Regions from separate parts of the Homo sapiens genome. Here region 1 is linked to region 2. The links are chromatin loops, found by intact Hi-C in ENCODE. Cell type or tissue: right lobe of liver. All regions are shown on one strand. Links, peaks and the distances in the headings refer to the core of each region. The heading gives the core; the rest is flanking DNA. Region 1 overlaps LOC107983981 (a long non-coding RNA gene). Region 2 overlaps LOC107983981 (a long non-coding RNA gene).

Region 1 (15,526 bases), core at 2,385-10,384, 130 kb before region 2:
CTGATACCTTGGTTTCAGCCCAGTGCTTATGGCGTCCAGAACTGTGAGAGAATAAATTCTAGTGCATTAAATTTATGGTGATTCATTACAGCAGTCACAGGGAACAAAAAGACAACCAAGACCATTCCTTCCAGGACTAAATCCCTGGTTCTGAGAAATGGACTGTGCGGTGGATTGGCCCCAGCCATGATATTCTCCAAGTATTTGCCTACACTTGTGTTTTCAAGGATAATTTTATGTGATTTGTTCTGCTTTCAAACTTCCCCTAAGATATTGTCTAAAAATATTTGATGACATTTGAAGTATTAGAGTGAGAGATTTTATAAAAGCACCTATGGAGCAATCCAGTTTCTTTAATCTATTACAACTTTTTATATCAAGGTCACCCAATTCTAAGATTTTTATTGACCCTCATTTTCATTTAGCTATATGGACACTTAGCACATTTCTTACTTGCCCCTCCCTGAAATTCTCTTCTCACTTGGAACTTGGGTAGCCAATGGGGTGGTCCCAGACTGAAGGCTGGAAGGCTCAAGACTCTGAAAGGGCTAGTTTCAACTTGAGTCCCAAGGCAGGATGTTTTGAGGTCCCAGCTCGAGGAAGTCAGGCAGGAGGAGTTTCATTCTACTTGTGGAAGGGTCATCCTTTTTGTTCTATTCAGGAATTCAACTGATTGGATGAGGCTCACCCACAGTGGGGAGAGGAATCTGCTTTACTCAGTCCACCAATTCAAATGCTGATCACCTAAAACACACACACCTACCCCCACCCCACACACACCCAGAATAATGTTTGACTAAATATCTGGACCATATTAAAATCAAATGTCTCAAAATTGTACCAAACTTCCAACACTTAAATGTGCATAATTCTAGCAGTGGTGTTTTCATTGTTCCATGTAAAACTGTGAAGATGTCATTGAATCTGCACCTATTTCTTTTCCTTTTCATAGTTAAAAACCAACTTCTCTTGATTCTTCTTTACAAGTCTCTCTCGCAGCATGCCTGTCCTCCTTGCCTTCCTTTTCATTTCTCCTGCCTGTAGAGTAATCCCAGCCCACAGAACCTAACTATTGTTGCTGCTACCCATCAGATTTCATTTAATAAACACTTGCTCTGTGCTAGGTTCTGTACTAAGCACTTTATATATATTATCTCATTTATTTGCTCCCAAAATCCCTTAAAACAGGTATTAGTATCCCGTATTTTGCAGATGAAAAGCAGGTTTGGAGTGGTTAAGTGATCCGTGCAAGGTTTCCTAGCTGGTAAGTAGCAGTGTGAGGATTAAAACCCAGGCCTATCTGAATCTCCAGCATGCCAAACCCTTTTATACTGCCCCCCATGAACTTCATAAAGTTTCTTCCTACTCACGTTTCACGTGGAGTCATTCCCAGTTCCAATCATTTCTATAATCACTGACAGTAAAATCTGGACACATGGCATTTGTTAGTTTCTTTCTCTTCTTAAAAACTTTCAGTACTTCCCTATTGCACAGAGAAATTCATTCCACTGAAGGCTTCCTTAGAGACTTATCTCCTCACCCCTTCCTTCTTCAGTACTTAACCCCACTGAACTTAATCGATTTTTTTGTACATCCATTCCTTCGCTTACTCTTCCTTCCATCTGGTGCAGGTTTCCCTGTCTACTCCAGTGGATACACTTTAATGCATCCTTCCACATCCAGTTCATATATCTTCAACATGGAAAAATACTCCAGGACCTCCACACTTTCTTTTCCCCAATCACAGAACTAAACCTTGGTCCCATAACTTTGGTGAGCATGTAACTTACTTTATTAAAGTTATTTAGTTATCATCCTGTCTTCCCTGTTAGATTATATTTTTTATTCTGATTATTGACAAGCGGAATTTGACAAGGACAGCAGTAGTATCCTGCTCATCCCCAAATTGCATCTCCAGATCTCCTCCTCACTCCTTGAGGACTAAATCAATCATTTCTCCCATTGCTAGGGTGTTTGCCTCTAGCTGAAGACAGCAGCTTACATTTAGTGACTGGTTGGTGTGGGAATACAAAGGTCTGGCATCGCGCTTCAATATGGGCAACTCTGAAGGACCATCCTAGCTCCGGAGCTCCCTTTGAGATTCATTGAGTCCTTTGTTGTCACCGGAGCACCTTCTTTTCTGCCCAGCCATGCTCCCTTCCCTCCTCCACAGGTGTTGATCTAGACAGCACTTCGAATACACGTTCTGCACACAAATCTTCACTTTATGCTTATCTTCCAGAGAACCTGACCTGCGACAGAGAGCTCCGTGCCTGGCTGCCAGCAGTATCTGAGCTGATTGGCAGAAGGAGGCTGGGGTTTGCTGTTCAGGGTGTAGAATTTTTCTTGTTCTCCTCTGCTTTCACTACAGCACTCTTGCTCACTTCTGCATTAAAAGTTTAGATTTTCTTTGGTCTGTTTTTCCATAGAGTAAACCTCTTGGGGGAATAAAAGAGGGCTGGTTGCTTGTCTGCTTCGGAGGGAGCCAGGGAATCTGAATACCTCTTATACTGTCATTCATCCACTTGTCCTGTTTTCAGTTCTTACTCCGCTTTCTTCCATGACACTAGGAGTTTCTAATTCCCGGGCCTTTCCAAGATGCTCTTGGTGGAACTGGCTTAGTTCTTATTCTTCTCTCTTGGTATTTAGCCATCAAATTATCTCTGTTAATTTTTCCAACTTTCCAACTTCCAAAAATTTTTGCTGTCTCCCACTTGCCATTGTCTTCTTCCCGTTTTCTTTACACTTGAAAGTTTGTAATTCTTTTACTCTCCTTTTGGTGGAATTTCTGGAGGAACCAAAGTTGAGCACAGGTGTATAATGTACCATATTCCTGTAACAGGAGTATGGGAGCTTTACATTTGTTGCTAACTTTGGAGCATTTTGATTTTATTTTAAAAGGAAGGCAGCAGTTTCTTAAACAAATTAAAATGTATGGCATTTTAATTTGAAAGTAAATTCTTATTTATTAAGGGAAAATTTGGAGGCTACATAGAGTGCTAGGTTAAAGTCAGCATAGTTTTTTCACCAGAAGAGTGCGAAGGCACCATGAGCCTCTGTCTTACCCAGGCATATGTAGAATCAGAGTCTTGAGCAGGGACTGAGGCTTCCTGTCGGTATTCCTAAGCATCTAAAGAAAAATAAAACCTTTTACCAGTCATTCAAGTGTTTTGTGTCTGCATGTCAAGAACCATTCAGAAGCTCCAAGTATCTGAATATTTGGTGCCCTATAGACAACATATCTCTGTGACTGTCTAAATTTCCCTAATTTAATTTTGATGTTTGGCCTCACAAAGATGCAGCCAAAGCCTGACCAGCTATATCACTGAATATGTCAATTACAGTGGGATCTGAGGGTTGTAAGTTAAAGATCATGCGTTTTTTTTTTTTTTGTTTGTTTTTGTTTTCCCAGACTGTGTTTGATGACCGCAGTCACATTTTGGTGCATGTTAGCCCATGTTTTGAAAACATAAGAGTGTTTTTGAAAAGATAAGGCCTACTTTCTGAAGAGTGGGCGTGTGTACTAGAGGTGGTCGGCAGTGCTGCAGCCTGTCAGTCAAAATCTGCCGGCAATGTCATTCAAGGTCAGAGACCCAGTGAACCACCAATCAAAGTCAGCAGGGCTGCTCATGTTCACTTGTCAGTGTTGGAAAGAGGTCACACGCTCAGTGGTGTGGCTAGTGTGTGAACAATGAGAGTATTTTAGTGGTCAGAAGCACATTCTGCTACCTACCCCCTGGCAATTTCAGGATGCTTGCCTGGGTTTTTCCTATCCTACAGGGATAGAAGGCAGAGTAGTGGAAAAAGCCAACAGTGATTTTATAACTGAGTTATGAATTCCAAATTCTAAAAGCAAACTTGGTAGCTAATTTGACACATAGCTCTGATTAATATCATTTGCTTAGTATCTCTGTCAGTAAGAAAGGATAACATAAAGAAAAACTAGAAATATAATTTTAGATATCTAAAAGAGATATCACCTTTAAACATTTTTTACTTGTTATTCAGTTTGCTTTCCTGCCTTAGCTACCTATTATCTTGTTTAATTTTCACTAGCAAAAACAAGCTTTGCATTTATGGAAAAAATTGGCAATTTTTAGGATGTGCTAACATCACAGATTAAAGCTTGGAAAATTTCAGTTTGATGGCCTAGAAAACAAAGATGACAAAAACGTTAAGCTCTGCCTTTTGGTAGGATCTTGATGGATTTTCAAAACCGAGCCCTCTCTGGAGGTAAAGGGATAATTCATCATCATCAAGAATATTTGCCATTCAAAGTTATTTAAGCAGCAGGAAATACTGGCGTGGGCAGATGTTCAAAGCTCAATCAGAATGTGTCTCCTTGATGGCAAAACCTCCAAAGGAGTCATGTTTTGCTTATTGATGGTAAAATATGCACATATTTCTGTAGATCAACATGCTCCACATAAACACAGACTATTTGGCTAAACATTCAGAATTCACCTGAATATCATATAGATGTAAATGCAAAAACCTGATTTTATGACTTACATTATTTATTAAAATATGTAACTATAGAGTTTTAAAAGTCCATACAAATAAAAGAACAAATAAAGCAAAGGGTATGTATGCTTGGTGTGAGCACTAGAGGTGGAGGTTTTTAAAATATGTAGAATAGTGAAGGTGAAACGCATATTTAGAGTGGTGTTATGGGGCCTGGGGCTTCAGGGTTGGAAAGGCCTTTAGGACTTTCTGTAATTTTGTGGGTGGTGGCATTAAGGTGCTTGTGGAGGAGGCACACATAGTTAATGTCAGATCCAAGTCCTGGCACTGCTTTGGAGTCCTGACGTCTTTCTCTACCAGGCTTGTGGGAATACAGCCTCTTTTCAGATTCACCTGAAAAGGCTTATGGCAGAAGTAAGTTTTCTGAGGCTGCTTACGAGGTGGGAAAAGGAGGGTTTAGACACTGCAGGAATAGTGGATGTAGTAAGGAAATGCTCAGCAGAGGGCTGGGCCATTCAGGTGAAGGAAGCACTGGGTGGTTTACATGGGAGAACCAGGGGCCTATGGTTGCAGAAGGAGTAGTAACGAAAGAGAGGATGCTCAGAATTATCCAGTGAAGCAAAGCAGTTCTCTTTAAAATGAGCTGTCCCTGCTCTAAATTTTGGATTAGAAGTATTCTTAGCTTTCAGTAGCAACACCTTTATACAGGTGAACTGAGGTTTTGAGGGTGATAGGCTCCAGACATAGAAAGTACCTGATTCCAGCTGCAAGGCTTGGCTGGCTTGTTTGATAGCGGAATATGAGAGTGAGATGTGGAGATGTGAGCAAGGGGATACAGATCATGTTTTCCTTCCCTTTCTCTGACACCCTAATCAACACCTCTAGGCTTGGAGGAAAGATTAAAATCCAAGAAAACAAAAGAGGAGTGATTCAAGCATGACTGGTTTCTTTCACAGATGTGGGGGGCTGGCCAAGAGGCACAAGTCAGCCAATTTTCAGCTCTGACAGCAGCTGAGGTCATCAGCTTCCTAATGGCACCCCTTAAGTCCTCCGAGGCCAGGGTGTCCTTTGAACTCAGTGGTTGTTACACTTCCAAAGCTAAGTGGAGAGGGAGAGAAACCTGCAAATTTTGCTGGCCCCTGAGTACACAATTACCTGGCTATTAAGACCTTAGGCTAAGGATGTAGGATTCTCTTATCTTCTCTGACCTGCAAACCAGTAGTTGTTCCTAGCTGACTTATACATATGTGCACATACAATCACACATATATACACTCAATGAGATAGAAAAAGGGAAGGGTAGCCTAACAAAAAGGGCTTCTAGGATGGCAGAAGGACTTTTCTGAGAAAGGCTAATGCCCTGGTTCAAAGGGTGCTTACAATGGTTAGTGAGGACTGTTGAACTGGGAAGGGTTGTCTGTGGGGGACTTTTGTTATGGCTGGATCTAGATCTAAGGGCTGGGTGAGAGCAAGGAGGCTAAGAAATACAAGTAGTCTTGCAATATGCTTTTGAAGGGTGTTTCAGTTCCTGGGGATTCATTGGTCCAGCATTTGTGGAGCTTCAACTTCAGTGGGGGAGAGAGGAGAGGTGTTGTCTTTACTGTTCTATAACCAAACCATTTGGCACGAGGTTATGATATGGGGAGGGAGTGGGGAAGACAGGCTTGGGAACTCTGTGTCAGTGAGAATTCCCAGCAGAGGCAGTATGGTAAATAAGGAAGGTACTTGGAAAACGTCACTAGGATGGAGCATGGTGCACTATTTAAAAATTATATATAGAAAGCTATGTTACATCAGGCAATAAACTATGACTAGTGAGAAACATGTGAGTAATGTTTAAGATGGTCCTTAAGACAAAGCCTGGAACATTTAAATTATTGTGAATTAAAATTTTCAGGATCCTTAATCTACTGAATGTGTTTTGGCTCAAGTGGTAGGCAGTTCAAATAAGAGATAAGAAATAAAATAGTTCTATCAAACTTCTAATTTTATCCATTTTTTATTTTAATTAATTATCTATATATAGCTGTGACAGCAGATGCAATTTAAACCTTGTCCTATACACAAGATGCATCCTGGACTCACACAGCGAATGTGAGACAAGAAGTCCTACCTGGATGACAATATCTGGATTCTTTTTACCTTTGCCCTCCTGGTCCAGGAGTGCTGAGCTCCCTTCCATTATCTGCCCCCCTATGTTACTGTTGATGGTATGGAAAATAGCAGATGGCGTATTACAGAAGCCACCTATGTCACATTCTGCCTTGGGCAGCATGAGGCTTCCCTTTGCAAGGAGATTGCTATTTCTGAGCTGTGTGATAGTTCCTCCCTCCCAAGCTTTATCTTGTCCAGCCTGAGGCTGTGGCCCTCCTGTTCAGCACAGGCAGTTCAGAGGCATGATTAGAAACTTGCTAGGGAACTGGCTTTTGGATTATGGAATAGCAGAGGATTCAGCAGGTGCTAGTGATCAGATCAGGGAAAGCCTGAGGCAGGGAGCCAGCCTAGAGCAAGTAAACACAAGCAGTTGAGTCAGGGCAGTAACTGATCTGGAGAGTGGCCAGTGGCAAGAAGGACTCAAGTGAGAAGAGACAGCTGGTGCAGGGGTGGGGATTATTTGCCAGATTCCAAGGTGTGAGTCAGGCTGAGGTGGCAGTCAAGACATGGCCAGAGCAGAGAGCCGTTTTGGGTTAGGCATGGAAACAGCCTAGCTAGCTCAGTACCCTGGACAGCTCCTGGGTTCAGGTCTCCTGGCAGCTGCCTCTGCAGCTCCATCCTCCTCGGATTGTTAAAGTGGCTTTATGCCAGACTTCTTGTTTATACACGATAAGGCTTGTCTTCAGAGCATTAGTCTAGAGAGCTCCATCCTAGAAGAAAGTGGCCACATATTCTGGCCTGACAGGTAGCTCTATAATTTGTTTGCCCATTCCTTCCTTCCTTCCTTCATTCAATTATTCAGCAAAATCATTAAATCCTACTATGTGCCAGGGCCTCTCCTGGCTGCAAAGACATAACAATGAAAGAGATGCAGCTTTGCATGGCTGCATCTAACTGTTATTGGGGAAGTCAGATATCTAAACAAATAAATAAAAATTCATATAGTGAGGGCAGTTATAGAGATGCACATAATATATTGTGGGAGCATGCAGAAGTTTCACTTGACCCTGAGAGAGTCATGGATGGCTTCCTGGAGGGGTGATCCCCGAGTAGTGTGTCTTGAAGAATGAGAGGGCTTTAGCCAGAGAGAGGAAGAGAAAGTAGTTGGGAGAGAAGGCAAAGCCATTGCACACAGAGGAGCCAACACAAGCAGAGGCAGAAACAGCATGGAGAAAATGTAAGGTATCTTTGGAGGAAAATGTATAAGATGCGGAAGGTTAAGTGATCTCATCTTGGCGCAGGGAAAATCTGTTTTTATCATTGATGGTGTGTTCACCCTCTCTCTTGGCTCACGTTCAGCCTGATACCAAGACACCAACATTTCATTAGGGACATGTGAAAGCCTTTTAAATCCAGATGAGTTGGTGAGACATACTGAGTCTGCATGGATAGCCCTCATTTGCTCCAACATCAAAAATTAACAGAAACCACTCATGTGAATGTGAGAGCAATTCATGCCTGTCAACAACTCCATTGACTGCTCTAACCACTGGCAGGCCTCTTGGAAGCCCCACTGCCCTATTCTTGGTGTGACAGGGAAGGAACAGGATTTCAGCCAGACTTTGGAGGGAGGTAGGGTTTTTGACTGTGGGTGAAAAGAGGAAAGACAGGCTCCTTAGGGGAAATATATGAATAAAACAAAAATGCAAAGAATACAAAGGATAAGGATAGTGAATTTATTGGACTAGAGTGAAAAAAAAGCTTATCCAGTGCTTCAGAGATAGAGAAAACCAGAAAGGTGGGTTGGAACCAGGTGACCATGAGCCACAAAGGCTAGACAGTGTTGAGGCCATTAATGAGAACCAATTGTTGTGCTGTCCAACCCAACCATTTAATTTTTGGTAATATTATTGCTACTTGTGACATTTCTTTCCTTCTTCTCCAGCACATCACCAGTTTCATTTGTTAATTCACTCATCTATTTACTTACTTAAGCTCCTCTGCATCACTATTTTATTAACATCACAGAAGACTCTTGCAAGGGTGGTAACTTGAGTTTCTGTACTGTATATCTATTTTCTTTCTTTTAAAAAAGTAGCATTATTTTCTTTTGATGATTCTTATACAGAAGTCTGTAGGACGTTCTAATTTGCATATATTCGTTAGCATTAGGGCAGGTCAAATTTGAGACTGTGCATGAGGTCAGAGCTCTCATGAATGGGATTAGTGACCTTATAAAAGAGGTTCAAACCTGGGTGCAGTGGCTCACGCCTGTAATCCTAACACTTTGGGAGGCTAAGTGGGGAGGATCACTTGAGCCCAGGAGTTTGAGACCAGCCTGGGCAACATAATGAGACCCTGTCTCTTAAAAAATAATAATTTGATTAAGTGTTTTTAAACTTAAAAAAAAAATTTGAGACTGTGGATTAGGGCAGAGCTGCAGGCCTTTTCTGTCTGTAGCTTCTCACTTTGCCTCAATTCAGCCCCTGTTATTTGATCTGCTGTCTATGAAGGCAGTGTCATGTACAACGGCTGCAGTCTGAATTCTGGTTTTGCCCCTTACTGGCTTTGGGATCTTGGGCATCACTTCCTGAGCACTGGATTCCTAATCTGAACTTCTGAGGTCATTATGAGACTTAAATGAGATAACGTGTGTTAAGTGCTTAACTCGTCTACTCAGCATATTGTAAGTGCTCAGTAAACAGTTGCTATTTATATTATTATCAGAAATTAGCCATTGAGCCATAGACCAGAACTTAGAGAAACCTTTGAGATGGTTGAGGTAGAGGTGAGCAAGGATTAGACACTGTTAACAAGATCTTCTGATCCCTGGCCCAGAGCTTTCTCTAATCAACACCAAGTCCCCACAGCCTTGTCTGTGGCAAGATTTCAACACAACTATTAATGATGTGGGGAAACTTCCTCTGAAATATACAGACCTCTGTTCTAGAGTAAGTGTGTATTTACAGCATCAAGACAGATCATTAACCCAGTCCTCAAAATTAAAGAGCAAGTACAAATCAAAGTAAACCATTGTAAAACTCCATAAGTGATACAAATGCTTCAATAGGCTTTCATTGAAAAGCTCCCAAATTGTGCTAGTGATTTCATAATTGTCAGAATCAGAAATGAAAGAACACTTGAAAATGTGTTCTGCCTTATTTTATCAGTTAGAGAAGATAAGGAAGTATTTTCCAGTGTTTCCTTCCATAGCCCCTCTCTCTTTCTGTCGATCACCACCCTGTCCCCGCATTTATCTATGTGTCTGTTGGTCTAGCTGTCATCTATCTCCAATCCTTGGCTTAATTCTCCAGAGTATATCTGTCACATACTTTTTCTCATGAGGTTAACTGACCAGGGAAACAGTCATTTAGATTTTTTTTGAAACTATATTGCTGGTTGTTTTCTAGGTAAACTCAGTTCCTGGTCTTGAATGAAGGCTACAAATCCTAAAGCTGAGGCTGGCACAGCTTTGAGAAGTGGGGCATATCCTCAATGGAAGTGAATACTTCCTTCCTTGACCTTGCAGCTTAAGTCTCCATCCCTCAATTTTCATTAACTGCCTGGCCCAGTGGATTTTCCTCGAGATATTAATGTCTTCTCTTCACAACAAGACACCAAGCTCTTGAAGAGCATAGGTCCTGCTTTCTTGATGTCATCAGCATTTCCTGACCCAATGTCTTGTATATGCTGGGGCTCACTACATGGAGATTTGACTTCCATCAGGACACTCAATCATTCTTGTCATAGAGACAAGAACAAGGGCATCCCAAGGCAACCACAAAGGCATTGCATTGCATCTTCAGCCACCAGCCACCCTCGGAGAAGTTCTTCCTCCTTGGAACAGAAGTGTTTATCCCATTAGTATAGGGAGATCATATCTGTCCAGTAGCCTCCTTTCTATGCATCTCTGCTTTTCCTAAGAAACAATTAGATATACATTTATAATGTATATAATGATAGGTCAAATTTATTATGTGCCCCTCTCTCCTTCAGGATGTTTACATTTTAACTGTTGAAATAGATCCCATTAAGTTCAGGCAAAAGGAATGAAATGTCAATTATGGGAATTTCAGGCATCAGTAACAGTATGTGTGAGTGTGTGTGTGTGTGTGTGTTTACGTATTGTGGGAGAGGCAGCTGCACAGGGAAGCCAGGAAATGGGACCTTTCTGGCTTTGGAATTTATGCCAGTAGGTGACCCCTTCCCCTCACAAGATATGCATAAGATTGTCCCTTTTCGGTTATGTTTTTGCTTTCCTTTGGCATTCTCCTCCCTTGCAATGAAAGTTTCTTGACATTTTGCTGGCTAAGAAATGATTAAATGGGAAACATTAAAAAGTGGAGACCCTCTTTAGTATCTGTGATTATTTTTTCTTTCCTGGAACACTAAAGAAGGACTCTAGCCTTTGCTTCTGATTCAGTCCCCTTCCTTAGCCAGCCACAGTCAGCGTTTGACTGTCTTGTTCTTTCTGGGATCATCATGTTTCCTGGGGCAGGTCGAGGAGCACTTGATTATGTCTAAGATAGCAGCTGGCAAAGCACCCTGAGCATAGTCAGTTTATTTTAGAGTTTGAGTTATTTTGTTACCTACTCTGGGCCCTGTCTTCTGGAGGGAGTTCACGATCTCTATTCGCAGACTTGACATTTCCTGCCCTTTCCTTCAGTCCCAGCTCTTCTTTCTGTCATTCGTAACTCTGATTCCAGAGTGACCTACTGTGTTTAGGTTTTTATTCTTGTACACTTCACAGTGACATCTTTTATTTTGATATATAGAATCATCCATCTTTAAAGGATTTCTCTAGTATGCCCTGCATCTTCTGTGGAATAGAATTCTCCAAACCACCTCTTCCCTTCTCTCCATTTAGCCTTCTTACAAAGTCTCTTTCATGGCTTTGTCAGGAACCTTTTGCATTTACCTGACTGCTGACCACATTTTCACCTTATTACTGGATCCTTCTCATTCCTCCTCTCTCCATGGGAGCCATGCTCCTGTCATTCTGAATTATTTGAGGTTCCCTGGAAATACCATGCCCTTTCATGCCTCTGAACAGGTTGTCTGTCTGCCTGACATTCCTTCTAGCTCTCCTTTCTTCCTTTCTTCTGCAGACATAATGTCCCTCCTCATCTGATCCTGCTGGGGCACTGCCCATCACTCTGTGAATTCTTATGCAGCCTGCAAGTCTTAGACAATTGCTCCTCTGGGCTTTTTAGACTCTCTTTATGTCATACTATTTCCTTCACCTATAGGCCCTGGTAGAATATATTTCTACTAGCACTTATCACAGGATATTTTAATTATTTATGTGCCTGTGTGTTTGTAGAGCAAAGACCTTGCCTTCTTCAACTCTGTACCTAAACATCTGACCCATTCAAGTCCCTGAATGCATGCATGCATGCATGTACGAACTAAGGTAACACACAGGCTAAACCTGGCTATCTTGATGGCTTCTTAGTGATGGAGTGAGAATTGTAAGGGAGAAGGAAGCCTTGAGTCCTGGCTCAACTCTCCACGTGAGCTTTTCTCTAGGGCGGGAAGCCAAAGACTCCATGGCTCTCCTGAAGCAGACAATTTGGTAAAAAAAAAAAATAGATTACTCGAAAACACATTGAACAAAGTAACAAATTGGTTAAAATGACTGTGTGAACAAAGCATTAAAATTTCAATTCATTGGGGTTTTACATATTGATATGTTTTTGCATCATGTAGATAATATTACAATATTATACGTAGACTTTAAAGCATTATTATCCATATTCAGGATTTATTCAGGTTTAGGGATCAGTTTTGTGCACCTCGAAGAATTCTTATGACTTTGTGTTGCAGGTTTAAAATCTTACCTGGACACAGCATCATTATGCAATCTAGTGGTTGGAAGCACTGGAACCATTCCTTTTGCTACATTTCTGCTGATAAATTAGATTTGAGCCATAAAGAAGAGTTAAATAATTAAAACATTTCCAAAGCAGTGGGGATATTATGATATTTGATTAAAAAATGAGTTGGAAAATTTTAAATGCCCAAATTTGAAAAATGAACAAAATGTTAAAAATAGATGGGAAAGGCTGGGACCCTGACTGGGCCTCCTTTCTCTCACCCCAAGTGGGACCCAAGGCACTTCCATGAAACTCAAGGGCTCTGGAAAATCCAGTTTGAAAACCAGTGGCCAAAACTTAACTGCCTAATTTTCCAGGTGTAGAAACTAGGGACCAAATAAGACAATAGAGCCATAACTCAAGTAGGTTTTCTTGCTCCTAGGTCAGTGGTAGAAGGAGGAAGCCTGCCTTGACTCCAGACCCATTTTTCTGGAGGGGAAAAAGTGTGGTATCTTTACTTCCCTGGCTGTAAGTAGAGTAGAGGTGGGATTATGTCTGCCCAGGGATTGTTCCTCAGGTCAATTTAAAACTTGCTGGCTAAGTGGTCACTCTATGTTGGGTCACACCATCATGGAGGCAGAGGAATGCCCAGTCATTGGTAAAGTACATCCCTGGGAATCCACACACATGATTCGTGTTCAAGCATCATAACACTGTAAAATCATGAGTCATGTTAACTCTCTGGGCCCTAGGCTCTTCATTTTAAAAATAAAGTGTTGGAGGACATTACCTCTAGTGCCCCTTTAGGTTTGGCATTTGGTGATGTCAGAGGCCATGTAACAGTTCCTGTAGCTGGGTATTCTCTTTATAAAGGGTCCCATTCTACTTCCCTAGCAAAAAGGAATGCATAACCAATCTTCTTAGTTCTGGACTGACTTACATGGAGAGGTGAGACTTCATATTGTTATAAGCAAAATTAAGAGAAGTTGATTAACGAAGGAAGCACGAGTTTTATCTTTTCATCTTAGGCTTGGTATGGACTTCTCTGAAGTGTAAACGATGCCTTCATTCATCATGGTCCAGGGATGAGGCATTGAAGAGGTAAATAAGACTTAGTCCCTGATCTCAAGGAGCCCACATTCTTATGGGAAAGGTATCCTTATAAACAAATATAATCTTTAGAACCAGGATAGAATGTTCATAGAACGGTGATAAAATGACCAAGTACTTCACATGCAGTCTCTCTTCAAATCTTCTCAATGATTACACCCATTTCCTAGGTGAGATAGATGAGAAAACTAAAGCTCAGTGATGTTAGAGACTTTCCCAAGGTCATTATCACTATTGAGAATGGGTTAAATGGGATAGGCTTTAGGCATTGAGGTCCCAGTAAGGAAGATATTGTAAAGCTTTAAGTAGGTGGGCTTGAACTCAGCTGAGGCCACAGGCAAGATGGATAGCCCAAACCTCAATATGCTGCCTTGCCTATATTTCCCTTTTAAAGAGTTCCTGCTACCCTTGAAACATAAGTTTTAAAGGTCCTTCTTCCACATAAATCATTGTGTTGATGTGGGCTGTTATTTATGGAATCAAGAATGAGTGCTTAACCTAAGAATAGCTCATCTATAGACTTACTAGTGGACAATGGGATGGTTTGGCACAAAAGTGATGGCCAGTGGGGATGGTTGAACAATTGGATCTGGTGACTTGGTTTATTTGAACATGAGAAATACAGAAAGGGTTAAATAGTCAGAAGTTAGAAGGAAAGCCAAAGATACAGAGCTAAGCAGACACACTCTATGGGAGAATGTATGCTGTGATTGATAAACGCCTGCTGGCAAGATACCTTGGTCACTAGAGTTGTATTGGATCCTGAATAAACTTCAACTTCCCCAAGCAAGTTCTGATCATTTTGAGCCTTACTGTGTGGCCACATCTACTTGGTCAAGATTCTTATCATCTTTATATACCTACACGTCTCCTTATCCCCAAGATCTTCTTTACCTGAAGCAAACCAAGTGAAATTTAATTCCTTGCAACCAAAACAGTACATTTGAAGTTGGAGTTTAGAATAGGGTCCAGCTTTGGGAAATTTTCCTGAGGAAAAAAGCTAATGGGATTTGATGACCAATTTTATCATTATTGATTATTTTCAAAAGGTAGAGCTATTGGAAAAGAGAAGCCTACTACATTTTACAGCAAATCGCACAAAACCAAATATGAGACATGAGGTTTCAAACCACTCAGAGTCTGAATTTGCAGCAAAATTAAGGCTGTAATAGACTAAAGGAATGTTCAGAGGAATAACAACCAGAAACAACATAAAATAGAAGATACATTACAAGAAATTAAAAGAACTAGTATAGTTTGGGGCAACCACAATTGAACTCTGCAGGAGCTGCCTTTGTTTCTCTGCCTTAACATGTATTTGTTCCTGCAGATTAGTAGCCTCCATTCAGGGAAGAAATGGCCCTGGATCAGTGGTCCATCTTAGGAACCACAGGTGTTGTTGTACACATTCTGTTTACAACCTTAGGGGTGAGTGAAAAACAAAACCTAACCAAGAAAACAGCGACCACAGACCAGAATGAGCTTTGCCAACATTTCCTTCCTAATCATTCCTAAACAACCAGACACATAATGGCATGATAACAAGCACAAAGTTCTAACATCTACGTGGAATGTCAATTTTAAATAAGAGTGAGGACATGGGTGTGTTTGTGCATGTGTATGTGGAAAACAATTTAAAAAATTAATGTGACTAATCTACTCATGTCTTGCATATTCAGTAACCTTCAGAATTCACCTCATTGAAGGGCCACTAGTTTTGAAGAATGTAGATTAATAAGCCTCCTTGCTTAAAAAATGAGCTTCAATATTTGTGCAAATCATAGAGTCAAAAGAAAAAAATCGATGGACTATCGACTACTGGGGATGATCACATTCATTTTGCCCTTTGTGGTTGGTGAAATCCATGCTGCAATTACAGAGACAGGCTGGCAGCAAAGAGCCTCAGTCGGGCTTTCAGCTCCACATTAATCCAAAACTCCCCATTTTAATGCAGATATAGATTGCCACAAGTCAATAGCTGACTACTTGAATTGTGAAGTAGCAGCTCTGCGTGGCACTGGCAAGCGTAAGCTTACAGTATT
Region 2 (15,526 bases), core at 3,340-11,339:
GAAAGAAAGAAAAAGTGCATTTTATTCTTTCTCTCTCTCTAAGCATCTTTTGGATCTCGCATATGTGTGTTAGTATGCCTCATTGTGAGTATCTCTACTTAGAACAGAGAATTGAAATCATGGTGGCTCTTGGTATTACTTCATATTTAAAGCTTTTGGTGGGAGGGAGTTTTCCATTATAAACCCTTAGCCTAAGGGATATCAGCCTTAGATAATTTATTCCCAGCAGGTCTAATATAGGATGCAAAACTTTCAGCCGAAGGGCTGTTAAATTCTGCTTTTCACCTCATTTCCAGAAAGTGCCATCTACTGTAGTGTTTTGCTGTAGAGATAAAATTTTGTGTTCCTATGTACAGAAACAACAGCTTCATTTGCTTAAAAACCGGCATGACGCCTATTATTTAATCCTTCAGACTCTATTCACTAGGTTGCTCTAAAAAAGGAGCCCCAGTGGAAAACATCTTGGTCATTTAAGTACAAAGAGCTTGAGATTTTACAGCAATTTTCCAATACTAATTACATTTCATACTATGTATCATATGCATGGCTTGCAAAACTCTATTGATTTTAATGGATACTAGTGCATTGGGAACAGGTTATTTTATGACATCTTATATTAGAGGACCTCTATGAAATACCTAGATCTTAAAATGTGGGCACAAATATACCCTCAATTATCCACAAGTGGATTATCCACTTGCTCTATTACCCACAACATATTTTAAATTAAAGCTGCTGTCATTAGGTGACTCAGTAGCCCTAGGCCAATTTCTATCATAACTTCTCTGTGCAGCCGGAAATGCAAACTCATTTTGATAGCCTTTTCTAATATGATGGGTGGGAATATACTATTGGGGTTGTTGCCAAAAATGTAAGTGTAAAAGACTTTGACATTGTGTTTTGTTTTGGATAACCCTTTCAAATTAGCAAGATTCCTTCCCTCAGCAAGAAAAATCAAGATAGCAATTACAAGCGTGGGCTCATCAACCTGTTGTAAATATAAAGTATCTCAAGAAATAGCTTTGCCTGGTGCTCTCTGTAAATGACTGGCAAAATAATTTGGGCTGAAATGCTACCTGATTTATGAGGTCTCCCTGCATTTGCCATTCATAATTGTTCAAGTCTTCTTCTGGGGAAGCCTTGAGTAGTGAAACAAAATCATGTGCTTTGGAATCAGGAAGATCTGGGCCTGAATTCTGTTTCTACAACTTCTTAGCCGAGCTATCTGGAAAAAGTAGTTAGCCTTGCTGAACTTCACTTTCTTTGTATTTTTAAATAGCCATAACAATATCTATGAAAATAATATAATATATGTAAAATTCATAACTGAGTGTTTGGCAAATATCATGCACTCAACATACGCTTGTTTCTTTCCCTTTTCCTTCCCATATCTATTTTTCATTAGATTCTGAGTTCCTTCAAAGTTGTAGCAATATTTAAGTCATGCTTGACACTATAGTATTTAATAAATTCCCTTAATATTTTGCTCAATTAAAGTCTGAATTTGATTTTTTAAAGTTTTATATCTAAAATAGTTATTTTCAAATTTCCACAAATTGGTTAAAATTATTTTACTGTTCATTTCATAGAAAGAATAAAAGCTGGGTTGATGTTTTCATGTGTAAATATCAGTAATTAGGCATGCGGTTTTCCTTGAGTACACAAATTTATCCTTAAGAATATTCTTAGCAGGCTGGACATGGTGGCTCATGTCTGTAATCCCAGCACTTTGGGAGGCCAAGGCGGGAGGATCACTTGAGGTCAGGAGTTCAAGACCAGCCTGGCCAACATGGTGAAACCCTGTCTCTACTAAAAATACAAAAATTAGCGGGGCGTGGTGGTGCACACCTGTAGTCCCAGCTACTCAGGAGGCTGAGGTAGGACAATTGCTTGAACCCAGGAGGTGGAGGTTGCAGTGAGCTGAGATCGCACCACCACACTCCAGTCTGGGCAACAGAATGAGACCACGTGTCAAAAAAAAAAAAAAAAAAAAAAAAGAAGTATCTTATTAGCGTATATATGGCTGTATTATATGTGTATTATACATGTATGAAGACCAAGTAGCAATGAAGATTAATAGCAGAAAAGACTCCTTAGCAAGTTCATAAATTCTTTTATTGCTTCTAGAGCTATTGTCAAGGCTACATGTTAAAATGAACATTTTGGTGTGATTAACATAACAGGTATTTAAAATGTACAATATTTTACATTTTAAAATTAGGGACATATTTTAAAGTTAATTTTCTGTTGCTATAACAGAATACCTGAAACTGGGTGATTTATAAAGAACAGAAGTTTATTTGGCTCATGGCTTTGGGGGATGGGAGGTCCAAGAGCATGGCACCAGTATGAGGCAAGGGTCATTCCACTGTGGAAGGGTAGAAGGTAGAAGAGTGGAAGATGGAAGATGGATCCAAGTGCTCAAGACAGACAGCAAGAGATGGCCACTTTTTTTTTTTTTTTTTGAGACGACATCTTGCTCTGTCACCCAGGCTGGAGTGCAGTGGCACGATCTCGGCTCACTGCAACCTCCACCTCCCGGGTTCACGGCATTTTCCTGCCTCAGCCTCCTGAGTAGCTGGGACTACAGGCGCCCGCCACCACGCCCAGCTAATTTTTGTATTTTTAGTAGAGACGGGGTTTCACCCTGTCAGCCAGGATGGTCTCGATCTCCTGACCTCGTGATCCGCCCGCCTCCGCCTCCCAAAGTGCTGGGATTACAGGCATGAGCCACCGTGCCCGGCCACTTTTATAACTCACCCACTCCTGTGACAATGAGGACTCAGCCCTCATGACCTAATCACTTCTTAAAGGACTCACTTCTCAACAGTGTTACATTGGGGATTAAATTTCTAACGCATGAATTTTGGGGGGACACATTCAAACCATAGCAGAACACAATACAGCAAATCTTCCACAGACTTATAATTTTAATGTAAGCATAAGTCCTTAGTGAAATGAACAATTTATTAACCCTGGGAAGTTAAAGATTTTTTTCATTGTGTTTTTTAGCCATGAACTACCTCTTTCTCCTTTGATGTGTCCAGTTGAAGTATCATAGTCATTGCTTAGCTATTTAGTTTGTGCCTTCTCTGTCCATGGTACTGAATGGTTCTGGCAGCAGTAATCGAATATTGCAACAAAGCGAAGCCAGGATAATTATGGTTACACTTCTGTGTGTTAGGTGACTGGCAACAAAACAGCAATATTATTCTTTTCAATGTATTTCTTTGTTTAATTTTTGAACCACATGTTAATTTTATTTAAATACTATGATTATAAGAATATATACTTTAAATATAGAAATAGTTTGCCCTTTATTTACACAAGAATACTTTTATTTACAGATCTTTGATGCTAAAAGCAGAATGGACTGAGAGATGCCTTGGACATAAGTGATTTCACATCTGTAACTATATCCTGCAAACATTTGTAGACACATCTTGGGAAAGAAGCACTCATGCTTGCATCTGTTTCCAACATCTGTGCATTTAAGTCAGCAACAAAAGTCACCAGGCATTTGAGCTTTCCCTGCTATAATGTTTCTGATTTACCTTGACAGCGTGAGTAATCCAATCAAAGACAATATTCCTCTTGATTTCAGTAATGAGAGAGACTACACTTATCTGAAACCTGTGTTACATTCATCTCACCAATACAGTACTAATGAAAAGGACAAATAACTGAGTCTCTCTTGGTGGCCTGCATGCAACTGCTTAAATACATAAGTGCATAGCAACAATATGTGAATAACATATAAAAATAAATATGTTCAAGTGCAGCAGGGTGAGTGGGTTTTGTAGGGTCAGTGGCGTGAATGGGGGTTAATTTCTGTTCAGTCAGGTGAGGTACAAATGCATCAACTTTGCTGGAAAATAGTTCCAATTGTGGCTAAATGGTCTAGTTTCCTGCAGGATACAAGCAGCCTATTATTTAGTGTTTTAAAAGGCTTGTTCAAATTTGACCATTTGTATGGGAATCAATACAACAGAGGATGGGGACAAATATCAGAGGTCACACCAAGCACATCATCAAGGGCAGGTCCAAGTGCCCATAATTTCTCCAATAATCCAGGGGACAAAACCCCTTTTGGTCTGGTGGCACAAAGAGCTAGATGGTCTATTTTGCTATGGCAGGCCTCATTTCATTAGAGATAAGATGACTTAGAGTAGGAACCGAGCTTGGAGTCCTTTGACTACCTAATTTTCTTAAGCCATGATTGAGATGAATCAGGAGGAAATCAAACCATTCTTTAGTAAATATGGGCCCACCAGAATAGCTGTATGGAAAAGGCAAGCTGCTACATGTGTTGTATGTAAGTGATGTAGATTGCCTCCAAAATCTGCTGAAATTAGTCAGAAATGTGACAGATACTTAGGTTGTGTAGGTGAGGTGGAGTTATGAATGAATGAGGCAGATATTCCATTGTGGTTTGAGAAGATAACTTCTAGCCCATGTATTTGTACATTTACTTATAATGAGTTTTTTAGTCTTGGGAACATTTGTGTAAAATTATGGTACACACATACACACACACACACACACACACACACACACACACACACACACACAAAAGAAATCTTTCTTTTGACACCTAAGAAAGAGTCCCAAATCACAGATGTTGAATTACTGGAATTTCACTTGGCAAGGCATATGTCTGAATCATTTGAGTCCAAAGATAGGATTAAATTGCTCAAGTTTTCTTTGAACAAAAAGAGAGCCATGATAATTTTACTTATATATTTATGTTTTGCAAACAACAACAACAACAACGACGAAAAACAAATGTAATTTAGTAACACTCTAAAAGGTATGATTTTTTTGGGGTACAAATTACCAGGACTGCCAAGTAACTGCCTCATTCTCCACTTTACCTGTCTTGGGAACCCACTTAACATTTTCAGTGCAATAAGATCTATTAATCTTGACAGACTTCAGTCTGAGTTGATTCTACACCCTAGATCCCTTTGCTTGAACAGGTTTTTGTTTTGGTTTTGGTTCCATGAAGTTTTTTTGGACTTACGCACCAAAGCATCCTTGCACAAATCAGTCCTTCACTTCCTTCCCAGGCATGGATCAGAATGAGTTTTGATACAGTGGGGAATCTTTGGCTAACTCCACTAAGTAGGTGCCATCTTTGAGCTGCAGACCAACAGAAACATGGCCTAGAGAAAATGAGTTCATGGTTTGATCCAGTCTTCAGTCTCTATTACACATGCCTTACAGCTACTGGCAACTGCAAAAGAGAAATCCTGCCCATTTGGTAAAAAATTTACCTGAACATGAATCCACTGTAGGGCCTACCTCTGTGGGCAGTGACAGGAAGAAAGGCAGCCAGACTATCCATTCCTGACAATTCTGTCTACAGATTCCTAGGGACATCTTGCTGGGGAAATTGCTCACCAGTGAATATTTGTTATCAAAGATTTTTAAACAGAAAGAATAAAAAAGCAGGCTGTGAAGTGTTTGCTTGTGTACTGAGATTCATGAGATAGAGAGGCAAGACATGAAAAACGTATTTTGTATCTATATAAGAAGTAACCAGTTTTGTGAGGAACTCTTTGAGGAACTGAGAAGTGAAAAACTCTTCAGTTAGAAAGGTGTTTTATTACATTTGTCTAAAACATCTCTTAGGCACTATAATAACGCACACTGAGTAAGGCTGCCTTTAAAAAAATCTAGAGTTGTCAACTTTTCTTGTCTATTGTAATTTAATGGCATTTAAATTTCTACTTTTATCAAAATTCATCTATAATGATTGTATAGGATCATAACTTAAAATTATTTTAAAGAACCCGGACATTTTCATTTTCTTGGCTTGGAGGATACTTTGCATTTTAGGGATCTCCGTAATTTTTTCCTTAAAAGAATTTGCAGTTCTTTTATTCAAGTAAGAAACACTTCTAAGCCTCTCTATTTTGCACTATAGGAAAAACTGAAATGCATTCTAGTGTCCACCCCACCCTCCCCCACAGCCCGAGTCACTTCGTGGGCCTCATATCTCTTAAACCACCTGCTAATCATAACAATTGCTAATTTGAGCCCTTTTTAGTCACTTCTGGTGACAATGACAATGCCATCTAGTTTGCAATGGCCATGTGGTCAGTCCCCCACCCATCCTAGCAGGCTGCTGCTGTGCCTTTAGCTGGGGTCTCCATTGTTCTCCCGGCCTCTGCTGACCATAAGCAATTCCTTCTTCCCTAATCTCAGGGGATCTGCTTCTTGCACAATGGGGGCAGGGCCATTTGCTTTGTGTGCAAGATAATCTTCCACAGAATTTTTCACGTATGCACACATACACGTTAAAAAAATGACCTCTTTGGATGTGGGAGGATATATATCTATATATAGGTACACACATATTAATACATGCACAGAAACATTTTTGTGTTAGCAATAACGATCTCTTATCAGTCCTGCCTTACACCTAGAGAATTACTTTAAAAATCTGGTAGCCGAGATATTTGCAAGTCTCTCAGTAATATCTTTTAATATTAATTATTTGGGTTTCTTTATGCCTTTTAAAAATTTTGTGATTCTTTTCTTCTTAGACATGATAATGTCTAAGTTCTTCTTCACCTTAAGCGGCTGGAAGCCCCTGCATATCCTGCCCAAGCCTCAGGAAAGCATATTGGGAATGAATGTGAGACGGAGGTAGATGCGTGTCCGTGGCCTGGATGGATGATTGGAATTGAGGAAGAATTGATCATCTAAACTCGGCAGGGCTGCGCTCTACTCGGGAGCGTCTCTTGGCTGAATAGCAGATAAAATTTACTGGATTTCCATGTCTGAACCTTTGCGATCGCACTCTGTACTCCACTTTGATGGATTTAAAGCTGGTCATTATGATACATGGCAAGTTGTAGCAGGAATAAAAGCGGGTCCTTTCAACCAGCCATTTTAATCAGGAAACAGTGTTACTCTGGCATCATTAAAGCTTGCCATATGCCATAGAAAGGGGTGAAACATACACTTGACTTTTAGGGCAGATTAAAAAAAAGTTTGATTTTACGGGGAGGCAGGGAAGAAGCAACCCAATAATATATTTAAAAATATTTATCTGTCTCAGTAAGCAGGGCGAATTTTTAAAAAGCCCCCTTTAGAATTGTGTCTCTCCTTTCCCCTAAAATGTTGAAGCGAATTAAAAAGAAAAAAGCTCCGCTGCGTCATTTCGGTTTTGTTGGGAGCGGCGAGGCTCCGGGGCTGCTGAGCACATCGAGAGCGCCCCCTAGGCGCTGGCACGTGGCTCTGCAGGAGGAAGCCACCGGTCGATCATCCCTGCGTTTGTCAGGCGCCCAAACCCACACACAAAGCCCTGGCACAGGCGGCGACGCGGCCTCTCTCCGCCCCCTGTCTGAGGAGGGACTCGGAAATGTCTCCACTTGTTTCAGAAATTTCCCATCGAGGCAGCACTGGGTACTCTTTTTGTGTGTACTTATGACAAAAATGCTTTGGAGAGTGATGGTGAAATTAAAGTTAAACGTGTAGCAGTCCAGATTGGTGTCCCCATTAAGGCTTAGGGCACAGATTCTGTGCCTCCGGTGCTCTGGGATTTGACTGGCCCTGCCTCATTTAGGTGGGAGCGTCCACTCTGGATATCTTGGTGGGGGCAAGGTTGTCTCTACTCTGCAAAAAGGATGAATGCCTCTTTAGACTTCTAATCTGACACTGAAGGAAGCCACCTGAGAATAAAAAAAAGACACTGAATTTAGAGACCAAAGACTCCAATTTTCACCCTGGCTCTCTTGCTTAAATGCTGTGTGACTTTGGACAAATCACTCCACTTCTCTGAGCTTCAGAGTGGTTGCTCCATAAAAGGAAGGGATTTGATCAGACATTTTCAGTGTTTATGCCCAGTTATAAAGCATGTCTTAACTTTAACACTGAACACGTTTGCTTTAAAGTGTGTCCATCAAGCCAACACAACACTTCATAGAAGTCTCGAAAGATCTAAATTGGTTAAAAAGAACAGAGTGCATTTGTTTTGGGGGGCGATGTGTATTGGCTGCAGCCAGCAAAATGTCAATTCAATGGACTCTGTGGCATCTTCATAACCAACCTGAATTCCTATTTGATGTTAGTTACTCTTCAAAGGTGAGCCAGTTGTCCAAACTGAGCAATGTTCCCCTCATTCTGACCGTCGCTTTCTGGCCACATTGATCCAAATGGTGGTGTTCTCATCGTCTTGATCATCCCCACTGGCTGGCCACCCAATCACTGATGGATAAGTGTTTCTGCATTCACAGGATCACCTGTGGGCGCTTCCCTGGGTTGGCAGCCCCTGGAATCACTTTTCCTTGAGACCAGCTCATCTGCAGGTGCTTGTTTATAAAGGTGCCAGGGAAAGACTTGTTTTTGTGTGAAAGCTGCTCTGATGTGAGCAGTTGAAGGAGATGGACCTATGTTCCTGCCTGAGTAGGGATAACAGGAAAGTTACACAGGGGTAAGGCCTGTGATAGGGGCTGAGGATGCAGACCATAGATATTGGGACGCAGGTGCCAATGTAAGGGCAGAGCCCAATGCCTCAACAAGATGAGCACTCTGGGCTTTTGGAAAAGCCACATAGACACTTACCCACTCAAGGGTGGTAATTTGTGTCTATCAATAATAATGATGGTACTACTGATTACTTTTTCTTTCTCAGTTAAAACTCTGCTCTCTTTAGCCTCTGTGCATTTGACCAAGTAGTTCACTTACCTGAAAACCCTCTTTGAATTTGTCCAGTTGGCAATATCCCAGATTAAAAGCTTCTGTGCCAACCAGGTACTCCGAGCTCCTGAAGCATCCTCTGATATTGCAATATTTTTGTTATGTGATCAGCACTGATAGTTAGCTGGTATACACTGGTGTGGCCCCACAGTTGTTAAAATATCAAAGTGTTTATGTTCTGGCTAGTAAACAGCTACAGCCCAGGCCCAAAGAATGCCTCCCATTTCCCTCCTCCAGCCCTCTCCTAGTCTTCCCAAATTTCAGCAACTCAGCAGTTAAGACTTGCCCATCAGAGACGGGACCTCTGGGACTCAATGTTGTGTCCAGCCTCTGTTGACTGGTTGGTGCCTGAATCTTACAGCCTTTTAATTATAATTATTCTCTTAATTGCTTCCACTATAGAATGTGAGTCTTATTCCCAGTGCCAAAAATATATAGTGTCTGGAACTATGATGGTTGATGGAATGGACTTTTTGAGCATTCTTTTCTGTACCAGATTCCAGGCTAGGGGATTTGCATACATGACAGGAAGTCAGCAGTAGTATTATTCTCCATTTCATTCTCATTGTTGGAGAAGATTCAAGGAAGGATATAATTTCCTGTCCAGTAACCAAATCTTACGTTGCAGAAAGTAAAGTTGAATTGTCCTAGAAGAAGAGGCGCTCCAAAAGGTGAAGGGAAAGAAATAGTTTGACCATGTGTGTGGGTGATTAGGGGTATGCGTTGGGGGGTGAGTAGCAAATGGTCATGCCCTACTGGCATGCAACATCCAAGTGGGGCAGGCTTTCCAATGAGTACTACCTTGATGTTAGAAGGTGGGTGGATGGTGATGATGATTAGACTCTAAGCACTATGGCTTTTGTGGTGAGCAATCTGGGTGTCCTCACTTTGTACAGAGGAAGGAAATCCTACTGCCTTTAACTGTCTTACATGGTTTTGGGCAATGACATTCAGAGGTGATGATGATGGGCCAGGGTTGAAGCTCTGCTTCTGTTTTCTGATGCCACAAACACCCCATATTCTTTTCTAATTCCTTAGAGAGATTGAAGAAAGTGCTCCAAGAATAATAGAGGCTGATTTTTTTTTCCTTTCCACCATAGAGATTAGGGGCTTAGAGCTATATTCAAGATTTGATTTAAAAAATAAAGCAATATGACATCTCTTTTATCAATATAGCAAATTCATGCCAGCACCATGTATTATTTCAAGAAACATGTAATTAGGCTCGAAATCTAGAGCTTTCTTGCAATCATTTTGTTTTGTGCATGTGGGCTTCAGCTTTTATGGCAAGATTTTTGGTTAACTAGTTCTTTAGAGGTAAATTTTAGGTGCACATGGTCCATGCATGTAAAGTTGTCATGTCGTTCTGTATTTTTATATTTTTCTTTTTAAATCTTAAAGCAAATTATTATAAATCCCTTAAGTAACCTCACTTGTTACAGATGTCTCATGAATATCACATCCAAAACCTAGTATCTGATCATGAAACTTGATTTAAAAGCAGCAATTTCTTCGCCATTTCCAGAGAATTACATGTTTAGGGGAAAACAATTTAAACTCAGTGTATTACAGAAGCAAAATAATTCTTTTCAGAACCTTGTGTCAGTCGAGTAGACAATCCTCTTGGTTGGTTGGCTTTTGTTTGGTCCAATTGGACTCAAAATATGAGCATGAGGCTGGGCGTGGTGGCTCACGCCTGTAATCCCAGCACTTTGGGAGGCCGAGGTGGGCAGATCACTTGAGGTCAGGGGTTCCAGACCAGCCTGGCCAACATGGGGAAACCCCGTCTCTACTAAAACTACAAAAATTATCCAGGCGTGGTGGTAGGTGTCTATAATCCCTGTTACTTGGGAGGCTGAGGCAGGAGAGGGAGGGGAAGGTTGGAGTGAGCTGAGATCACAACACTGCACTCCATCCTGGGTGACAGAGTGAGACTCTGTCAAAAGGAAAAAAAAAAAAGCGTGGGTCATGGATATTTGGGGAAGCATGTATGGCTTTAAGTATCATGTTCTCAGAATGGTATTTGGAATTGACAATATCTAGAAAATAAGGTGATAAATTTGGGACAACAAAAACTTTACTTAAATTAATAATACTATATGTCAGAGCGCATAGGAATAATCATGGCGGTTAACTTTATACCCATTTCTCAGATATGGAAACTTATATTCAGGTAGGTTAATTGCTTTTGGATAATGGCACAAGGTTAATGAGAGGAGGGAGGCTGGGACAAAACTGGGCTCCCTATTCTTCTTCTGGTGTAGTGTCACTATACTGAACAGTGTATATAGAAGCCAGGGATCATATTGGGCTGGCAGAAGGGGAAGTGACAAATTGTGGTCAATGTAAGGTCCATGCAAGCCATTGAGCACATTTTCCGGGCATGGGCTCAGGAAGGCAGAAATGTGGGGGATGCAAGACCTAGAACTCATTTCAAACACTAGCTGAATGGTGCTCAGAACACTTGAATTGGCCCAGCATACATGTGATGAAGTGAGCCATACTCATTTCCACACAGGTTCTGTTGCTTCCAGTGAATGCTCATCTCTGTTGCTTGTGTGTTTCTACATTTTCTCATGGGCTCCAGCCATTTCCTCAGATTCTCCACAGAGGGGATTCTAGGCAAGGAAGGAACAGTCTATGTGCAATCCCTGTCCGATGTGAAAGACACAGGGAAGAAACTTGGCCTCGTTAGAGTGCATGGCTGGGGCTGGGGTGCTGCTAGAAGTGCACATGGAGTGGCTACCTGCTCCTCCCTTGTGCTCCTTCTACACATGCTGTTTGTGTCAAAATGGACACAAGTGCAGCATTAGAAGTCAACATGCAGTTACCAGCCCTGGTGTCTGTGAAGGAAGAACTAGGACTCATATTCATCAGCAAATGCAGCTGAATATGGTCACAGCTGTTCTTGGTGTGTCACCTGGCACTTTGGGTTGTAGTTTTATCAACAGAAACAGAAGTTTAGCTACTCAGTGGTAGAACAGAAATTCTGGAGGTCATATGGTGTGGTGAGTGAGGGCACAGTTGTTTTTGGTCACATAGGCCTGCATTCTGGCACATAGTAGCTCTGTGATCTTAGGCAAGTTTCTAAATCTTTTTTTTTTTTTCTCACTTTCCTCCTCTGTAAAATGGGGATAATAGTGACTACATCAGAGAGTTGTTGAGAGGGGAAATGGGAGGATGTATGGAAAGTACTTGGCAATGGGTTTGACATGTAAGTGTTCACCAAAGGGTAGCACCACCATCATCACCATGAGAGTTCAGATTTACTGTGGGACTGGAATTGAGACTAGGAGAAAGGACAAGTTTAAGTCACCCTTAGGTTATGATATTGGTGATTACAGAGAACAAAAAAAGAAAGAACGAAAGGACAAAGGAAGGAAGTAAAGAAGAAAGAAAACAGCCACAAGCTCTTCTCTAATCCTGCCTTCACCTTTTTAGTATATATACATGTATATAATGGTGAGTTCAATCTGTCTTTACATCAGCTGATGCTTTAAGTCATTGTGTTCCCCATTAGGAAAGATGATGGTGGAAATGATTCCGTGGCTGTACTTACTCGAGTATGATTTAATATTTGCTGGGAGGACATATCCACTTTCATCACAGCTTGTATCAGACCAGATATACAAAGACATCCCTCAAAGACCACATAGATAATCTTTTTAGATGTACAAAGCTGCTTTAGAATTCACAGAGCTCCCGGAGAAATAAGCAGAGGAAACATTGCTATCTGCATTTTATGCATGGGAAAATTGATGCTTAGAGAACATAAAGCATGGGAAAGCCCCTAGCAAGTTGCGTAGCTCCCAGCAGATGCTGATTTCCTTCCTCATCATTCTACTGAGAAACGGTGAAGCTGGAATTAGTCCCTGAGTCCACTGGCTGCTGGTCTATGCTCTGTTCACCTCACAGCTGCCTTTCCCAATATCTTAACTTTGGGTTGGAAGAACACTTTTTTGAATGAAAGATCTTCAGACAGAAATCTCTCCTTGTGGTCTGGGGCTGGGAGTGGGTGCTCAAACCCTCTCTAGGCCCTTTGCCTACCCTGGCCCAAGTTATTTGTGGAATGCAGGGTCCCTGATCCTAGCTAAAGCACCGCTGTCTTTACTGTGTGATGATCTATTATCATGCTTTTACTGAGTTTGAAATGGCATCAGACTTGCATGAGATTTCTCACCTGATTGCCAGGTGGTTCAGGAGCTGACAGCCCAGAAATTCCCTGGAAGTACCTGTATTTTGAGAACTGTAGTGTGGGCATTTACAGAGCCTGATGTGAGCTGAGGCTATCCCAAGTGAATGAATGAACTGGATCACTGACTTCACTGCGTGTAGAACAAGTCACTGGTGTTTTCTTCAGTAGATAAGGCTCTTATTTATTCTTATTAATCATTCTCCCTCACCCCCAATTAATGCATCGGACAATGGATTTAGGGGGTTTGTGTCCATATTAAGAGTTCCATTTGTGAAAGAGAAAATATTATAAAACAATATAAACCTTAGAACCCCATATTTGTTTTGTTGCGACAAATTCTAAGTACTTCTCTGCACCTGGAGGTCTGTTGCTGAAAGAAACGGTTATCTAAAAATAGATTTGTTCTTGGAAACTGACTTAGAAGTTCTGTCAGGCTTTCTTTTTGCACAGGTCAGATTTCCACAGCCAGGCAGTTTGCCAGACAAGGCAGCCCTCACTCTTCTCCTCACCCTGTGTTCTCTGTGGCCTTGCTATCCAGATAGCTCCTTTCTTTCTGCACTCCCCTCTGGCCTCTGACCTCCAGATTGTTTCGGGGGAAGCTCCCATTTGGATAGCAAGGTACTGAGGATAAACTGGTGAGGAAGAGGGCGTAGAGCTCTCCACTACTGCTTCATAGCCTCTTAAACAATGCTAGGGGCTGGTTCTTCTTGAGTTCCAAAGGCCACTGCTTCTACCTTTAGCTTTTGAAAGAGAGATGGATCTTTCATTTACTTTTCTGTTTGCAACATAATGCCCATTTATTTACTCATTGGTTCATGTATTGAACATTCACATGTATAGATTTTTCAGCAGCTACTTTATGCCAGGGTCTGAAGACACGAAGTTTTACCAAGGCAAATTTCCTGCATTCCAGGAGCTCATTGTCCAGTGCATTATAGGACTCATTGTTCCTTTCACTGCAGGGAGGAACTATATCATGGAACCTCTTTTCCTATTCTTGGCTTGTATCCCCTCACTCCAAGCTCCCCCATCTCTCACACAGCCAGATCACAGACAGCCTCCTGAACTAAGCCCTTCATTGCCCTTCGTCCATGAAGCTTCTCATGGTCACCCCCACTCGACACCTTCCTCTGGACATCTATCATGTTTTGATTCACATGACTTTTATTTCTACATTTGTCACATATTTATGTATATGTCAATAAATCCAAAACTATAAGCAGGTTTCTATGTAATAGGTACTCAATAAATATTTGTTAAATGTCGAACACATGTTTCTATCTTTTATTTCTCTAAAAGCTGCTTTCAGCTAAAATGAGGGTGAGTGGCTGCCTGAAAAAGACATAGTGGGTCATTTCAAGGTTAGCAAAACAAAAGTCTTGGAAATGAAAGTGTTACAGCCCTTTGGGGCTATGCTGCCAGTCCTATGCACAAAAATAGTAGTGTGTGTTGTGTCGTGGTGCCAGAGAAGGGAAGAGAGTGGGATGGACTTTCCTTCTTCCATATGTAAAACGGTTTGCCCATCTTCTCTGGAGAAAAGATCTAGGTTTACAAATATAATAACAATCCAATTAACCAAGCAGAAAAATATGGTCTTCTGGTAAATATTTAAGCAAAAAAAAAAATCCCTTTTTGTATTATTTCTTTTTGGACAGTTTGCCAAAATGTCCACTTCTGTGGTTTATGAAATACATTAGAGGGGCTATGATGGTAACTAAAGACTTTCAATACATTTGGCTCATCATTTTAAACATTAATTATGAGTGTGCTGTATTATGGGCATAGGTATAAAAGGTATAAGAAATCGCGTCGCATTTATATTGAGCCCAGGCTAAATGTTGTTAGATTTTTAAAAAAGAGAATCTTTGAGAGCATCTTATTTTATGTAAGTGTGATTTTCTAGAAGAATAATGGGTGTTAGCGATAACTGGATTCGTGTCTCAGCTCTTCTCTTTCTGTGGGGCCTTGAATGTCTTCAAGAGTCAGTTTTCTCATATGTAAATGGAAACAATAATAACCACATTTTCCTCCATGGGTTGTCAGATGGATTCAATAAGATACTATACAAAAAGCACATTGCATAGCCTGAGTTATCCAGTTATCTGGAGCTCTACAGACCTATCCAAAGATTAAAAAACTTGAGAGCCAGACCTCGTCAATAAAATGTAGCCCTTGGAAAGGTTCTATAGCTACTCCAAGTAAAACCTACATTGTCTGTGACCCATCTAATGACAATCTTTCATCAGACAGATACATTTGGGATTTTATTCTATTTTTAATATATTTTTATTTTACTTTGAGTTTGGCATACAAGTGCAGAAAGTGTAGGTTTGTTACATACACGTTCTGTGCCATGTACACATAGGTATACGTGTGCCATGGTGGTTTGCTGCACCTATCAACCCGTTATCTAGGTTTTCAGCCCTATGTGCATTAGCTATTTGTCTAATGCTCTCCTTCCCCTTCCCCGCCACCCCCATCAGGCCCCGGTGTGTGGTGTTCCCCTCCCCGTGTCCATGTGTTCTCATTGTTCAACTCCCACTTGAGTGAGAATATACGGTGTTTGATTTTCTCTTCCTGTGTTAGTTTGCTGAGGATGATGGCTTCTAGCTTCATCCATGT

Evidence for each region. Peaks named below come from ENCODE experiments on the same cell type or tissue, not always from the same donor. Only the 100,000 strongest peaks of a DNase experiment are listed, where the experiment ranks them.
Region 1: a loop joins it to region 2, with 2.5 times the contacts of the local background. A loop is called at or near these places in 4 of 110 quality-filtered maps.

What each region holds. Positions count from the first base shown.
Region 1 is chr15:53,065,182-53,080,707 of GRCh38, forward strand. The region is part of intron 4 of LOC107983981 (a long non-coding RNA gene); the gene reads left to right. Among named protein-coding and RNA genes, the nearest start is that of LINC02490, 43 kb to the right of the region's middle. In right lobe of liver, for the core only: no CTCF peak of the experiment used is centred there; a DNase peak (open chromatin) is centred at 7,120.
Region 2 is chr15:53,190,281-53,205,806 of GRCh38, forward strand. LOC107983981 (a long non-coding RNA gene) reads left to right here. Exons shown (of 6, transcript XR_932257.3): 5 at 3,348-3,563. Among named protein-coding and RNA genes, the nearest start is that of LINC02490, 82 kb to the left of the region's middle. RefSeq lists an enhancer at 13,212-13,506 and a silencer at 13,212-13,506. In right lobe of liver, for the core only: a CTCF peak has its summit at 7,231; a DNase peak (open chromatin) is centred at 7,271; H3K4me3 peaks cover 878 bases; H3K27ac peaks cover 444 bases.